2 separate regions of the Homo sapiens genome follow, and region 1 is linked to region 2. The links are chromatin loops, found by intact Hi-C in ENCODE. Cell type or tissue: A673. All regions are shown on one strand.

Region 1 (8,000 bases), 290 kb before region 2:
GCTTTATGACAGGACAACCTCTTCAACCTTGGCCAGAACAGCTTGTCAAATGCCTCGGGGTGGCTTTAAATCCCCAGTAGTGAGAGACAGCCCCTTTGTACATATCTCATTGTTTCAATTCAGCACAAACAGTGCTGACTGAGCAGCTACAATGTGCCAAGCTCTGTGTGAAGACCCATAGAGACACAAAGATGCAAAAGTGTGTAAGACTCAGTATTTTTTTTTTGTCTTTAAGACTGAGTCTTGATCTGTTGCCCAGGCTGGAGTGCAGTGGCATGATCATGGCTCACTGCAACCTCCACCTCTCAGGTTCAAGAGATTCTCATGCCTCAGGCTACCGAGTGGCTGGGATTACAGGTGTGCATCACCATGCCCAGCTAATTTTTTTGTATTTTTAGTAAAGACAGGGTCTTGTCATGTTGGCCAGGCTGGTCTCAAACTCCTGGCGTCAAGTGATCCACCCGCCTCGGCCTCCCAAAGTATTGAGATTACAGGCGTAAGCCACTGCACCCAGCCAAGACTCAGTCTTACTGCATAACACAATAAGCATATTTTCTAAATCCAAAACAAGAACACAGCCTAACAATTGAATGTCATCTATTCATTCATTCAACCAGTGTCTGCTGAGCTTCCATTTTGGTCCAAGCATTATGCTGAGAGGATCAAAGGTAAACAGGACATACAGCCTACCCTTGAGGAGCTCAAAGACTTCAAACAGACATTTTATGGTTCAAGACAATAACTTCTACCTTCCTGCAAATTTCTGTAAATGTAACAATAATTACAAATCTATGGGTGGTTGAAACTGAGGGATGGATGCCTCAGTTTCACATACACATGAAACATTCACCAAGATAGGCCATATTCTGGACCACGAAACAAATCTCAATGGATTTTAAATTTATTTCAAGTATGTCCTTCAAACACTGTGGAATTAAAAATTACAAATCAGTAACAGATTCCCAGAAAGAGTCTGAGCTCAGACTCACCTAACCCTGCCCCAACCTGACAGTATTTCTCTACCCGCCCTGGTAGCTGATCACAAAAGCCATAAACTCTTGGGAGCTTTATGGCCCTGTCCATCACCTGAGAAATCCTAATACTTATCCTGGCCAACTTAGGGCAAGCTTATATCCCCCTTCCAGTATTGCAGCTGGTGTTCTCTTGAAAGCGCCACCTCCTGGCTGGAGGCCAACCAAGTCAGGACATTACAGCAACTCACAACAGAATAACCCTGCTCCAAGAAATGAGAAACAGCTAATTCCACTGCTTTCAACATCCTGGCTAACCAGAGCTCCTGAGTCTGTCCACGTGACAACTTCACTGCTAGCATAACCAGCATTTGAGAAAGCCAGCACAGTAAACAAAACTACAAGCAAGGACTCTCACACTCACAGTCTACTTTACTCCCCTCCCACCTCCACCAGGGCAGGTGCTGGTGTCCATGGCCAGGAGAGCTAAAGACGGATCACATCACAGGACTCTTTGCAGACATTCCTCAGCACCAGCCTGGAACCTGGTAGCCCCACTGGGTGGCTGGACCCAGAAGAGCAATAGCAATCACTACAGTCTGGCTCTCACGAAGCTCCATCCCTAGGGGAAGTGAGAATGCATCACATCAAGGGGTCACTTTGTGGGACAAAAGAATCTGAACAGTAGCCCCTGAGTTCCAGATTTTTCCCCTGAAATAGTCTACCCAAGTGAGAAGAAATCAGAAAAATTGTAATATGACAAAACAAGGTTCTATAACACCTCCAAAAGACCATACTGGCTCCCCAGCAATGAATGCAAATCAAGAAGAAATCTCTGAATTGCCAGATAAACAATTCAGATGGTTGATTATTAAACTACTCAAGGAGAGACCAGAGAAAAGTGAAAACAAAGAAATGTAAAAAACAATACAGGCTATGGATTGGCCAGGCGCAGTGGCTCACACCTGTAAACCCAGCACTTTGGAAGGCTGAGGCGGGCTGATCACTTGAGGTCAGGAGTTTCAGACCAGCCTGGCCAACACAGTGAAACCCCATCTCTACTAAAAATACAAAAATCAGCCAGGCATGGTGGTGCGTGCCTGTAATACCAGCTATTTGGGAGACTGAGGCAGGGGGATTGCGTGAACCCAGGAGCCAGAGGTTGCAGTGAGCTGAGATTGCACCACTGCACTGTGAGCAACAGAGTGCTCAGAGTCTCAAAAAGGAAAGAAAGAAAGAAAGAAAAAGACAACAAAAAAAATACAGGCTATGGATGAAAAATTCTCCAGAGAAACAGATATTATAAAGAAAAAAAAATCACAATTTCTGCAAATGGAAGACACACTTAAAGAAATAAAAAATGCACTGGAAAGTGTCAACAACAGACTAGAACAAGTATGTAGGATACAATAAAATTCCTCTTCAAAGGTTTAGCCTGTTAACTTCCTTGTTCTTTGTTCTCAAACTCAACTTTCTTGTTCTCTATGCCTCCTTGCCCCTAGTTACTGTAACTGTAAACAACCTTCCTGTCAGTTCTAATCAATAACTCACATCTGTTCCCTTGGTTACCCACTCTTCACCCCTTCCTCCCTTCGAAACCGCACGTCCCACCACTGTAACTCACATTTCCCTTCCCTTCCTTATTTGGGAAAGTATTCACAAATAGCCAGTCGGGTCAGTTTAGATTGTGCAGTCCAACCACAGCCCATGAAGGAGTGACACAGAGGGAGGGATTGCATTAGGAATAAAAACCCCTGCTTTCCTTTGTTCAGTGTGCTCTTGCAATCGTGATTGACACAAGCAGCACCCTTCTGCAGAAGTAAACTGCCTTGCTGAGAAAACTTTCGCCTCAGTGCTGGTTTCACTTTGCAGCACTGAGCATTTATCTCCAACAAATCTGGGGCTCATCCAGGATTCCCATTCTCCTCCAGGGAAGGGGTCTCTGGTCACCTCTCATAAGGAGACGCATCCCACTGCCTCGTTGCGGTGGCCTCAGGGTGAGGGATCGGAACCCACCCGGTGTGACGAATAAATCCGGACTCTCAGCAATGTGGGGAAAAAAAGGCTTGCAACACCATGGTGACCAGGTAACTTTGTGCACAGACCAAGGTAAGAAACGTCACAGGGGTGACAAAGCATTTCCTTGGTGGTCAAGATATTCTGGAGATTGAAAGTGTGTATGAATGATCACAAGCATTACTGCTTGCGGTGCTGCTTGTGTGAATGGTACTAAGCACTACTGCTGTGCGGAATGAGTGTGTCCTATCTGAGGTTCCATGGTCACCTCATATGGCTTAGGACAGATCCTGCCATGGGGTTTATATGGGCGTGCCAAAGGTAAGAGGGACCTAAATTCCCCTCCGGGAAGCGACCAGAGTGGACGAAGCAAAAGAAGGGTGCAAGGAGCCTCCAGCAGGTGGGGCTAAAGGATAGAAATCTCTAGTATGAGGAATTGAGCCTCAATAAGCCTCCAGAAAAGGAGAGGCAAGAAATCTCTAATACGAGGGATTGAGCCTCAGCAAGCCTCCAGAAAAGGATAGGCAAGAAATCTCTAATATGAGGGACTGAGCCTAACTAGGACCCAACATGGGAAACACCCCAAGCAGGACACGGAGTAAAAAGGATAAAGACAGCAATAAAGATATTCCTGCTGTTAGTCCCCTAGGTCTCATGTTAAAATATTGGAAAGATAATGAGAGAACTAAACATAAGAAAAAGCAACAAATGACAAACAATTGCTGTTTTATTTGGACTCAGGGACCCATCCTCAAACCCTCAATCTTTTGGTCAAAGTTTGGGTTGAACAAGGATGTGATGTGTCAACTTCTAATTCAATATGTAAATGATAAAAGTCCAGTTTCTCAAGAAGAATTGGCCTATGCTCTTTGTTGGAGGCAGGGACCTGTCCTCCTCTTTCCCTTAAAGACAACTAGGGAAAAACCCAATCTAGCACCTCAAACTGAAGAGTGAGAAAAGCCAGTCCCCATGCCTAAAGACTCCAGCACATGGGATCCTCTAAACCATCTTCCCCCACGCTCAGTGCCCCTAACCCTTCCCCTCAGGTAGCAGCTGCTGTCCCCGTTCCTGCTCCAGATCCTTCTCCTGCTCATGTTATTCCTCCTCCTTACAATCCTGATTCTTGGGAATCACCATCCCATTAGCCTGTTCCTTCTCAGCCTAAGTACCCCTCCCTAAAAGGACTCCAACGTGAGGTAGAACAATGTAAAAAAGATATCCAAAATTTCCCATTTCCCTCCACATCTATGGAGTCAGCCCCAACTCTCTTCCCCTTAAAAGAGGTGCCACAAGGACAGGGGGGCTATTAATTTTGTGAATGCTCCCTTAACCAGTTCAGAGGTCTGAAGTTTGAAGAAGGAACTTAAGCCGTTATTGGATGACCTTATTGGGTAACAGATCAGGTTGATCAATTCTTAGGACCTCAGTTATACACTTGGGTGGAGTTAATGTCCATCCTAGGCGTCCTCTTTTCTTTTTTTTTTTTTTTTTTTTTGAGACGGAGTCTCGCTCTGTCGCCCAGGCGGGACTGCGGACTGCAGTGGCGCAATCTCGGCTCACTGCAAGCTCCGCTTCCCGGGTTCACGCCATTCTCCTGCCTCAGCCTCCCGAGTAGCTGGGACTACAGGCGCCCGCCACTGCGCCCGGCTAATTTTTTTTGTATTTTTAGTAGAGACGGGGTTTCACCTTGTTAGCCAGGATGGTCTCGATCTCCTGACCTCATGATCCACCCGCCTCGGCCTCCCAAAGTGCTGGGATTACAGGCGTGAGCCACCGCGCCCGGCCTGCGTCCTCTTTTCAGGGGAGGAAAGAAGCATGATCTGTAGGGCTGCTATGGCAATTTGGGAACACGAACACCCTCCTGGTCAAACATTCCTACCGCAGATCAAAAGTTTCCCACCCAAGACCCCCGGTGGGACGATATTAATGCAGCTCACTGGGAAAATATGCAAGACCTAAGGGAAATGATAATAAAGGGAATTAGGGAATCAGTACCCTGAACCCAAAACCTCTCTAAAGCATTTGATATACAATAGGAAAAAGATGAGGGGGCCTATGAAATTTCTAGACAAGAATAAAGGACCAAACAAGACAATATGCAGGCCTAAATTTGGAAGATCTCCTTGGACAGGGAGTGTTAAAGCTCCATTTTGTCACTACAAGTTGGCCAGATATTTCAAAAAAGTTACAAAAATTAGAAGACTGGGAAAACCAACCTCTAAGTGAACTTCTGGGAGAAGCTCAAAAAATATATGTGAGGAAAGAAGCAAAAACAAAAGGCAAAAACTCACGTTATCCACTTTCCAGCAGGTGGCCCCACACCCACATGCTTCTAAACAAAGCTTCCAGGGGGCCAGAAACGATAGACGGTCCAGACCCTCATTTATGCTTCTAAACAAAGCTTCCAGGGGGCCAGAAACTATAAAAGGTCCAGACCCTCGTTTATGCTTCTAAACAAAGCTTCCAGGGGGCCAGAAACTATAAAAGGTCCAGACCCTCATTTATGCTTCTAAACAAAGCTTCCAGGGGGCCAGAAACTATAAAAGGTCCAGACCCTCGTTTATGCTTCTAAACAAAGCTTCCAGGGGGCCAGAAACTATAAAAGGTCCAGACCCTCGTTTATGCTTCTAAACAAAGCTTCCAGGGGGCCAGAAACTATAAAAGGTCCAGACCCTCGTTTATGCTTCTAAACAAAGCTTCCAGGGGGCCAGAAACTATAAACGGTCCGTCCAGACCGTTTGAAGGGCAGGCCACTTCAAAAGAGAATGTCCCAAACTGGAAAAGGAGAAAGAAGCCCTTCAACTCATGACTTTTGAGGAAGAACAGGGGGGTCAGGGGCTCTGTTTATCTCGAGTCCCACCAGGAGCCCTTGATAAATTTACAGGTGGGAACCAAACATGAGCTTATCACCTTTTAGTCAATTCAGGAGTGGCTCGCTCCTCCATTTGCTTCCCCCCATCCAACATTGCCTGCTCTTCAGAAGAACTTTTAGTCTCTGGGGTAAAAGGAGAAGGATTTAAAGCAAAAATCTTAGAAAGTACAGAAGTTAAATACCAAGATCGGCTGACTCATATCCAATTTTTGTTGATCCCTGAGGCAGAAACTAATCTATTAGGAAGAGACTTAATGCTAGAATTAGGCACAGGCTTACAAGTTGGTCCTAAAGGATTCTTTACCTCATTAAACCTACTCACCACCACAGATGAAAAATGCATTAATCCTAGTGTCTGGTCAAGGGAAGGAAACCGGGAGAAACTCTGAATCCCTCCAATCCACATCAAGTTAAGAATCCCCAGGGAAGTAGTAAGGAGGAAACAATACCCCAAACCCCTAGAGGGCAGGATAGGATTAAAGCCTATAATTGAAAGTCTTATTAAAGATGGGCTCCTTGAACCCTGTATGTCCCCGTATAACACTCCAATATTGCCAGTCAAGAAATTAGATGCGTCATACCGACTTGGTACAAGATCTTAGAGCCATCAAATAGTCCAAACTAACCATCCTGTTGTCCCCAACCCATACACCATTCTCAGCAAAATTCCAAAAAACCATCAGTTGTTTACAGTAATAGATTTAAAAGATGCCTTCTGGGCATGCCCCTTGGCTGAAGACAGCTGAGACATATTTGCTTTTGAGTGGTAGGATCCCCATTCAGGGCGAAAACAACATTATTGATGGACAGTTTTACCTCAAGGGTTTACAGACTCTCCAAACCTTTTTGGTCAAATTTTAGAACAAGTGTTAGAAAAAGTTGTCATCCCAAAGCAAATATGCCTGCTCCAGTACATGGATGATATTCTCGTATCTGTTGAAGATGTAGAGAAAGTAGCTGGCTTCTCTACACATATCCTTAACCATCTGGAGTTCGAGGGGTTATGGTTCTTAAAGGGAAAGCTTCAGTATGTGGAGCCTGAAGTTAAATATTTAGGCCACTTAATAAGTGCAGGTAAGCAAAGGATAGGACCTGAACGAGTTGAAGGCATCGTGTCCTTACCCTTGCCTCAAACTAAGCAATAACTCAGAAAATTTCTAGGATTAGTTGGATATTGATGCTTATGGATTGACTCATATGCCCTAAAAAGTAAACTTTTATATGAAAAGCTTACCCAGTGGAAACTGGACCGTCTCCTGTGGACTTCTGAGGAAGTCAATCAGGTTGAAGAGCTGAAATACAAACTCATAACTGCCCCTGTCTTAGCCTTAGCTTCCCTAGAAAAGCCATTTCATCTTTTTGTTAATGTAAATAACGGGGTAGCTTTAGGGGTTCTTACTCAAGAACATGGTGGTCACCGGCAGCCCGTAGCCTTCCTATCAAAAATTTTAGACCCAGTCACCTGTGGGTAGCCTCAGTGCATCCAATTCGTTGCAGCTACAGCAGTATTAGTTGAAGAAAGTAGAAAATTAATCTTTGGGGGGAAATTGACTGTAAGCACACCCCACCAAGTTAGAGCTATTTTAAATAAAAAAGCAGGAAGGTGGCTCACTGACTCCAGAATCTTAAAATAGGAGGCTATTTTACTAAAAAGATGATTTAACCTTGACTACTGATAACTCACTCAATCCGAGAGGTTTCTTAACAGGGGACCCAAATCTAAAAAGAGAACACTTATGTCTAGATCTAACTGACTACCAAACAAAGGTCAGGCCGGATCTAAGAGAGACCCCTTTCAAAATGGGGTGACACTTATTTATAGATGGTTGATCCCAAGCAATTAAAGGAGAAAAATACAATGGGTATTCAGTAATTGATGGAGAAACTCTTGAAGAAACAGAGTCAGGAAGGTTGCCCAATAGTTGGTCTGCCAAAGCATGTGAACTATTTGCACTCAGCCAGGTTTTAAAACACTTACAGAGCAAGGAAGGAACTATTCATACTGATTCTAAATACATTTTTGGAGTAGCTCATATATTTGGAAAAATTTGGGCTGAGCAAGGTCTTATTAATACTAAAGGCCAGGCCAGGCGCGGTGGCTCATGCCTGTAATCCCAGCACTTTGGGAGGCTGAGGTGGGC
Region 2 (8,000 bases):
CTGCTTGGGAGGGGCATGAGTGAAGGGCAGCTGCCCTACCCAGGGCCACATGCCCTCTGCAGCTTCCCTGCCCTGTGGCCTCCCGAGACGGGAAGCTGTCTGACCCATGCAGCTTAGGGCAGCCATTGCGGAGCACGGCCTCCTGCAGGGCTGCGGCCTGTCCCCCTGCAGCCCCCCACCCACAGGTTGACTGTCTTCCAGCGCTGCCAGAGAGAACAAGCTGACTTCCCTGTGCTTGCTCAATGACTGTCCCCAGACATCTGAGGACAGGGATCATGTTGCTCCAAGGTCTTCTTGAGCTAAATGTTTCCCAGGTCCCAGGGCACTTCCAGGTCCTTTCCCAACACCAATCATTTGTCAAGGGCAGTGATGGCGTAGGACCAGGAGGCCCAAGCCAAGCCCCTTCCTTCTCTGCCCTGCCAGGGCCTGGGGCCCCTCCTGGTGGGGCAGAGGCATCCTCCAAGCTGTTTCTACATCCCTGAGGGGCCCTGGTCCCCTCACAGTGTCCCCACCAGCCTTGGTCGGTCCAAAGGGTCTGCTGGCTTTTATTGTGTCTCTGCAGAGGGGCTGGGACCTGTGCCAGGCAGCTCTGTGACACAGTGGGGCCAGCAGCAGGGTGGCACCCTGACCCGTGGCTCAGAACCTAGTTCTGCTGCTTCCCCACCAAGGGCGGAAGCCAGCTGGCCAGAGGTCTTCAGCCACCAACAGGGTCCAGGCAGGCATCCTCCTGCCTCCCCCAGCAGTCTGCACAGGGTCATATTTCCAGCATAAAATCCTCTGAAGGCCCCTTCAGCAGGAGGCCCCTGAGAGAAAATCCAGCCATCTGAGGCTCAGTCCCTTCAGCTGGGGCTCAGACCCAGCTCCAGGGGGCCGGGCAAATGTGGCCTCCCCTTCTGGAAGGGGCTAGCTGGTGCTCTCCACCACAACCACACCTCCACCTCTTCTTCCTCCCGACCTGCCTCCTTGTGGCCCCCTGAGCCCTGAGCTGCTCCAGGGCTATAACTCAGACTGGGATCTGGAGATCCTTGGGCCTTTTCGGATCTCCTTCCGCTTCTCCTCTTTCTTTCGGCGTTTCTCTTCTTCTCTCAGGGCCTTCTGGAAAGGGTCAGTGCTGGGAATGAACTGAAGGGAAGAGAAGAGCAGTCTGATTTAGTCTGTGGCAGCAAAGAGCCTGCTCTGAGCTAGGCCACCAGCGGGGTGTGGGAATAGGAAGGTTCCCTGGACACAGGCCCTGCCCCAGACACGGAGACAGGAAATGGGTTTGGGAGAACTGCTGAGTGGGTGTTGGAAGATAAGCAGGAGTTTGCCAAACCAACGGCATGAGGAAAGGGAAGGGTATTCTAGGTGGAGGGACGGATGCTGAGGTGGGAACCTACATGGGGCATCTGAGAAACAACACACAGACTCCTCCAGGGTGAGGGAGTAGAGTGGCTGAGACCACCACAGACCCGGGAGCCCCACACCTGCTGCACCCTTCAGGAGGAGAGGAGGGAGGTCAGCCAGAGTCACAGATGACAAGGCAAGTGGGGGGGTGGAGGATGAGGACTTCATTGGCGGTAGGGGGTGGCGTGGGGGCATTCTTCAACTGCAACCCAGGCCCTTGGCTGTCCTCCCTCCTCTCTCTCCAGATTGTCTCGTCTAACTCATAGCTTCTGTTGGCCTGTGTGGTTAGTTACCCCTCAAACTTGCATCTCCATTTCCAAATGCCTGTCTGAGACCTCCTTTAGGATGTCCCAAATGCACCCTAGACTCAGTATGGTTCCCTCTCCCCAGAGTCCCTGTTCTGATGAGCAGCAGGGCAGAAACCGAGGAGCCCCACCTGCACCCGGCATTCCCTCTCCCTCCTCGGGTCCATCACCAAGGCCTGGCTACTTTCAAGCCCTAAATCTCTCTCAAACCCATCCACTTCTCTGTCTCTACTATTGCTGCCCCCATCACCACCCCCATCTCTCTGCTGGATGACTCTAGGGGCCTCCCAAGGGCTTTCCACATCCCCTTTGGTCCCTCTCAAGTCATTCTCCTCACTGCAGTTGGATCTTTTCTTTTCTTTTCTTCTTTTTAGACAGAGGTCTTGCTCTGTCGCTCAGGCTGGAGTGCAGTGGTGAAATCTTGGCTCACTGCCACCTCCACCTCCCGGGTTCAACCGATTCTCCTGCCTCAGCCTCCCAAGTAGCTGGGATTACAAGCGCCCACCACCACACCTGGCTAATTTTTGTATTTTTAGTAGAGCCAGGGTTGCGCTATGTTGGCCAGGCTAGTCTCAAACCTTGACTTCACGTGATCCATCCGCCTCAGCCTCCCAAAGTGTTGGGATTACAGGCATGAGCCACTGCGCCGGATGGATCTTTTCAAAATGTAAATCTGTGCATGTCACATTCCAGCTTCCATGGCTCTCCATGACTCTCAAGACAAAGTTCCACATGGTGTATCTGCAGGTCCACCCCGCCCGCCTCTCTGTTCCTACCCTCATATCCCCCACCTTTATGTTCTTGGATTCCCTGTACCCTCTCACTTCCAGGCCTTTGCATGTGCTGTGGCTGAGGCCCAGAACGCTCTTTCCAACACCCACCCCTCTGCCACATTAGCTCGGGCTCAGCTGACTCACTGCCCTCTAGACCTGCCCTGACTCCCTGAGGGGCTGCTCCTGGTGGTGTGCTCCCTTCAACTTTGTGCTGATTCCTTCTTTCTTGTGCCCATCGCCCTCCCAGACAGCACATTCCATGAGGGTAGGAGGATAGTGTCCTCTGCCACAAGGCCTTAGCACAGAGTCTTCCTGGCTTTTCAAGAGCATTCAATATGTGTTTTTTCAATGAATGAGCAAGCCACGTTAGAATAGGAAATACAATAGCACAGCAGGTCCTCGAATAAAGTGGTTTAGTTCAAGGTCGTGTCATTATAATGTGGATGAGAAAAAAAACAATCGATTCCTGGCCAGGGCCACTGTCTGTGTGGAGTCCACACATTCTCCCCGTGTTCTGGTGGGTTTTCTCTGGGTACTCCAATTTCTTCCCACATCCCAAAGATGTGCATGTTGGGTTCACTGGTATGTCTACACTGTCTCAGTCTGACTGTGGAGGCATGTGTGAGTGTGCCCTGTGATGGGAGGGCGTCCTGTCCAGGGTTGGTTCCTCCCTTATGCTCTGAGTTGCTGGGAGAGGCTGGACCCTGAACGGGACTAAATGGATAAATAATTATTTTACTTGTTTTGATGAATCTTTCTTAAATGTATGTATAGTTCACATTTATTTCAATGTTTCATATTAAGAGTGTTTTGGTTTTTATTTTGAAGACTGGAGTTGGGCGCCGTGGCTCATGCCTATAATCCCAGCATTTTGGGAAACTGAGGTGGGCAGATCACTTGAGGTCAGGAGTTCAAGACCAGCCTGGTCAACATAGCGAAACCTTGTCTCTACTGAAAAATACAAAAATTAGTCAGGTGTGGTGATGGGCGCCTGTATTCCCGGCTACTTTGGAGGCTGAGACAGGAGAATCACCTGAACCCAGGAGGCGGGGGTTGCAGTGAGCTGAGATTGTACCACTGCACTCCAGTCTGGGCAACAGAGCGAGACTTTGTCTCAAAAAAAAAAAAAAAAAAAAAATTCTGGTAATGGTTTTTTGACCAGAAATATGCTGTAGTAACTTAACTCTTATTTATATCTATTACCCTATGGTAAATTGGTTTGTAATACATAGATTCACTTAAAGTCACAGTTTCCAAGAACCTATGGATGATGTTAGGTGAAGATTTACTATGCCTACAACTCAGGTAGCTGTGCTGTAAAACACACCCTTTTATTTGTTCCTAGGGCAATTGTGACAAATGTTTGATCTGATCAAAGTAGATACTAAAAACAAACAAATGGCTCCACCTTGTGGAATAATCTGCCTACCAGGTTAGATTGAGTCATGACTTTGGAAGATGGGGGGATTCACAGAAGTGTAGCCCAGAGAAGGTAAGTGAGTCACATAGCATGTGGTAGGCCCAACTAGGACTAGCCTTGCAGGCTGCACACTTCCCTGCCTAGTACTTCCCTACCACACTCTGCTCCTGTCTCTGTGAGTGAATCCTGATCCACTTAAGACGGGGAGCTGGGAGACCCCTTAGGCCACAGAGACCCCATTCCTCTCTGACTCTGGCTGGGCAAGGGCAAGTCAAGAGATCTTAGCCCCTTCAGCCTCAGCAGGCTCAGCCTAACCTAGCCGGGTCAGAAGAGAAACACACCCATCCTTTCCCTGTTCCCTTCCCCACCTAGGCCTGGCAGTGCCTAGTCATCTTTTGAATCTATCTTTAGATGTCTCCCCAGGAATCTTCCCTGGCCACCCCTGATTGTACCTGACCAGCCTGGGTCAGGTCAGCAGGCTGATGGCCAACACAGCACTGTGGTTAAGAGCATGGTTCAAGAGGCAGACCACATGTATTTGAACCTTCACTCCATCACTTACTGGCTGTGAGACCTCAGGTTGATTACTGTACCTCCCTGTGCCTCCGCTGTCTTCACTGTTAGGTTAGTCATCAATTTATTTCCTCTCTATTCCAAATTCACTCTTCATTGCCTGCTCTGCAAAAATGCATCTGGCTCCAGGATAGAGCCCCAAACTCCTAAGCTTGTTGTTCAAAGGCCCGGACCCCATGCTACGTCTCCAGCCTTATCTCCTCCTGTCTTCAAGCTACCCTGCTCTGCCTGTCCCTGACAACAACCACATCCTCCATAGCCTCAAGCATGCCACTCTGGCCACCGCCTTCTACCTTCTCTAACTCCTTAGCCCTACAATAACCACGAGCAGGCCCTCCGTGCTGCCGGCAATCCAGCCTCATTCCCTGGTCCGCTCATCCTCCTGCTCTCCTGCACATACCTTCTCCTCAAGCCTCCGTGCTCCCCTCACTCCCAGACCATGACCTTGCTTTCTATCTCACAGAGAGGATGAAAGTAGCAGGAGACAACCCCCACAGCTCGACCACCACACCCACCAACCCATTTGCTTCTGTGCCCACATGCTCTGCCCGCCCTCCTGTTCAAGGTTAAGGACCTGCTCTTCTGTACAAGGCCAAGCCTTCCCCCAGCACTACAACTCACCCCTCCTCACCTCCTCCAGATGAGGCTCCAGCAACCTAGCCCCTGGCCTCATCACGTCCTCCCTCTCTAATGGATCAGTCCCATCCACATAGTGCAAGCCTGCTGTGGTCTCTCCCAAGGGACTAACATTGGAAACCACATTGTCCTCCAGCTATTCTCCCATTAAGGACAAAAAACCAAACACCGCATGTTCTCACTCATAGATGGGAATTGAACAATGAGAACACATGGACACAGGAAGGGGAACATCACACTCTGGGGACTGGTGGGGGGAGGGGGGAGGGATAGCATTAGGAGATATGCCTAATGCTAAATGACAAGTTAATGGGTGCAGCACACCAGCATGGCACATGTATACATATGTAACTAACCTGCACATTGTGCACATGTACCCTAAAACTTAAAGTATAATAATAATAAAAAAAAAAAGAAAGGAAAACTTTTCGAAAGGGCTGTCTATACTTGCCACATCCACTTCCTTTCCTCTCATTCTCTGGAAATCCAATCTTTTGTTCCCAGGACCCCCTCAAAGCAGCTTTTATCAAGACCACCAGCGGCCTCAACATTACTCAGTCCAGCAGTCGATTCTCAGTCCTCGCCTTCCTTACCTCCCAGCAGCGTCTGACACACCGATCGCTCCCTCCCTACTTCTAACGCTTTCCTCATGTGGCCTCTGGGAAACTCTTGGGTCGGCCACCATCATGCTGACTGCTCCTTCTGCGGGTTCTCGCTGCTTCCTCCTCAGTCCTTCAACCTCTATCTCCAGCCCCATCCCAGGCCTCAGTCCTCAGACTGCTTCTCTACCTGCCCGATGCCCCAGATGACTGTGTCCTGTCTCACGGCTTTTGGTGCCTTCTACATAGGCATGGCTCTCACATTTATAAGTCCAGCTTCTCCTTCCTCCCTGAAGTCTCGAGTCAAATATCCAGCTACCTCCTTGACATCTTTACTCCGATGTTCACCAGGTGCAGAAAAAAACTCTTACTACCCTCCCTCTCCAAGCATTTGAAAAAATGAGTCCCATTCTTCCAGACACTCAGGCCAAAAGTCTTCTAGTCATGCTTAACGCTCCTCTCTCTCTCACCACATATGCTTCCTCAGCAAATCCCACTGGCTCTACTTCCAAAAGAGAAGCAGAACCTGACCATTTCTCAGCAGCTCCACTGTCATCGTCTGGTTCAAGCCACTATCAACTGCCACACAGATGAGCACAGCAGCCTCCACACCTGTGTCCCTGCTTCTGGTCCCCGACCATGCTCCACACAGCAGCCAGATGACCTCTTTAAAGTGGTAAGTCTGCGCCTGTAATCCTAGCTACTCAGGAGGCTGAGGCAGGAGAATCGCTTGAATCTGGGAGGCGGAGGTTGTGGTGAGCCAAGATCGCACCATTGCACTCCAGCCTGGGCAACAAGAGCAAAAATCTGTCTTAAAAATATATATATAAATAACGGCTGGGAGCGGTGGCTCACACCTGTAATCCCAGCACTTTGGGAGGCCGAGGTGGGCGGATCACGAGGTCAGAAGATCGAGACGATCCTGGCTAATATGGTGAAACCCCGTCTATATTAAAAATACAAAAAAATTAGCCGGGCGTGGTGGTGGGTGCCTGTAGTCCCAGCTACTGAGGAGGCTGAGGCAGGAGAATGGCGTGAACCTGGGAGGCAGAGCTTGCAGTGAGCCAAGATCGCGCCACTGCACTCCAGCCTGCGTGGACAGAGTGAGACTCCGTCTCAAAAAAAAAAAATTATATATATATATATATATATATATATATATATATAAAGTGGTAAGTCACAGCCTGCTCTCCAGGTCCCTCAGGGTAGGTGCCAAAGCCCTTGTGAAGACCTCTGAGGGTCTCAGGATCAGGCCTACAACTCTGACCCCATCTCCTGACACTCCCCAGCCCCAAAATATGCTTCCAACTCACAGCCTTTGCACTTGCTGCTCCTTCAGCCTGGAATGTTCTTCCTTGGGATACACAGATGACTCCTCATCTCCTTCAGATAATTCAGTAAGACAGTACCCAGGCCATGTGAAATAGCAACTGCACCCCCACCTTACCCCGGGCATTCCTTAACCACATTCCCCTGCCTTTTTTCTCCACAGCCCTTGTCACCACCTACCACATTATATATTTTTAAGTTGACTGCCTGTCTTCCCCAACTAGAATGCCACTCCCAGGAGAACAGGGCTAGCCTGCTTCCCCAAGGGGCAGGATGCAATAGATACTCACTTGATGCTGAATGAATGAATGTGGGATGCATCTGAGCCTTTGCATAAGTTCGTCCCTCTGCCCTGAAGGCCCTGCCTCAGCTGGTCCACCCAGCAAATAACTCATCCCACCTCCCTGCCAAGGCTGGGTCAGGCTCGCCTCAGAGAATTATGCTTCTTACCAGTATAACAGTTACACCGGATTAGAACTATTTCCCTGCTGCCTTCCCCATCAGACTGTGAGCATCTGAGGAGCTGCGACAGGGCCAGCCCCCTGGACAGGGACAGTGGCTGGCACACAGCCTGATACGAGTTGACTCTAGTGATGGGTACATAAGAAGCAGGAGAACTCAGAACTCTCACCAGCATGGAGGGAGTATGTGAGGGGAGCCAAGCAAATCTGGGGCTCCTGCGAGAGACAAGTCCACGCAGGATATCAAAAAGTGAGGAAAATCTCAGAACTGTCCCCATCCAGCATGTAAGGAAAGTATGTTGCTGCTGTGGTTATGTCCAAGTAGAATACGTTATGATAAAGCTGGACTCAACTTATCCTGGCACCCATTCTCTCTGTGGCCTATGCTGTCACCCTCCTCCTGCGTTTAAGTGAGGCATCTATGACCTGCATAGCAAGAAGAACTGGCATCACAGCAATAAAGCATCTCCATGGGTAACCCCTTGCTGGGAAAGGCAATCTGCCATGGCCTTGAGTGTCCA

What was found. Peaks named below come from ENCODE experiments on the same cell type or tissue, not always from the same donor. Only the 100,000 strongest peaks of a DNase experiment are listed, where the experiment ranks them.
Region 1: a loop joins it to region 2, with 6 times the contacts of the local background. A loop is called at or near these places in 2 of 110 quality-filtered maps.

Annotation. Positions count from the first base shown.
Region 1 is chr22:42,110,288-42,118,287 of GRCh38, reverse strand. All of the region lies in intron 3 of NDUFA6-DT (NDUFA6 divergent transcript), which reads right to left. Among named protein-coding and RNA genes, the nearest start is that of CYP2D6, 17 kb to the left of the region's middle. In A673, CTCF peaks have their summits at 1,177 (motif pointing left), 3,366 (motif pointing right), 5,272 (motif pointing right) and 6,324 (motif pointing right); DNase peaks (open chromatin) are centred at 3,407 and 5,297.
Region 2 is chr22:41,818,820-41,826,819 of GRCh38, reverse strand. It overlaps CCDC134 (coiled-coil domain containing 134), which reads right to left. Exons shown (of 7, transcript NM_024821.5): 7 at 1-1,122. The coding sequence ends at 997. Among named protein-coding and RNA genes, the nearest start is that of SREBF2, 10 kb to the left of the region's middle. RefSeq lists enhancers at 185-691, 2,537-3,038, 3,750-3,819. In A673, a CTCF peak has its summit at 3,878 (motif pointing left); DNase peaks (open chromatin) are centred at 3,869 and 5,189; H3K27ac peaks cover 4,248 bases.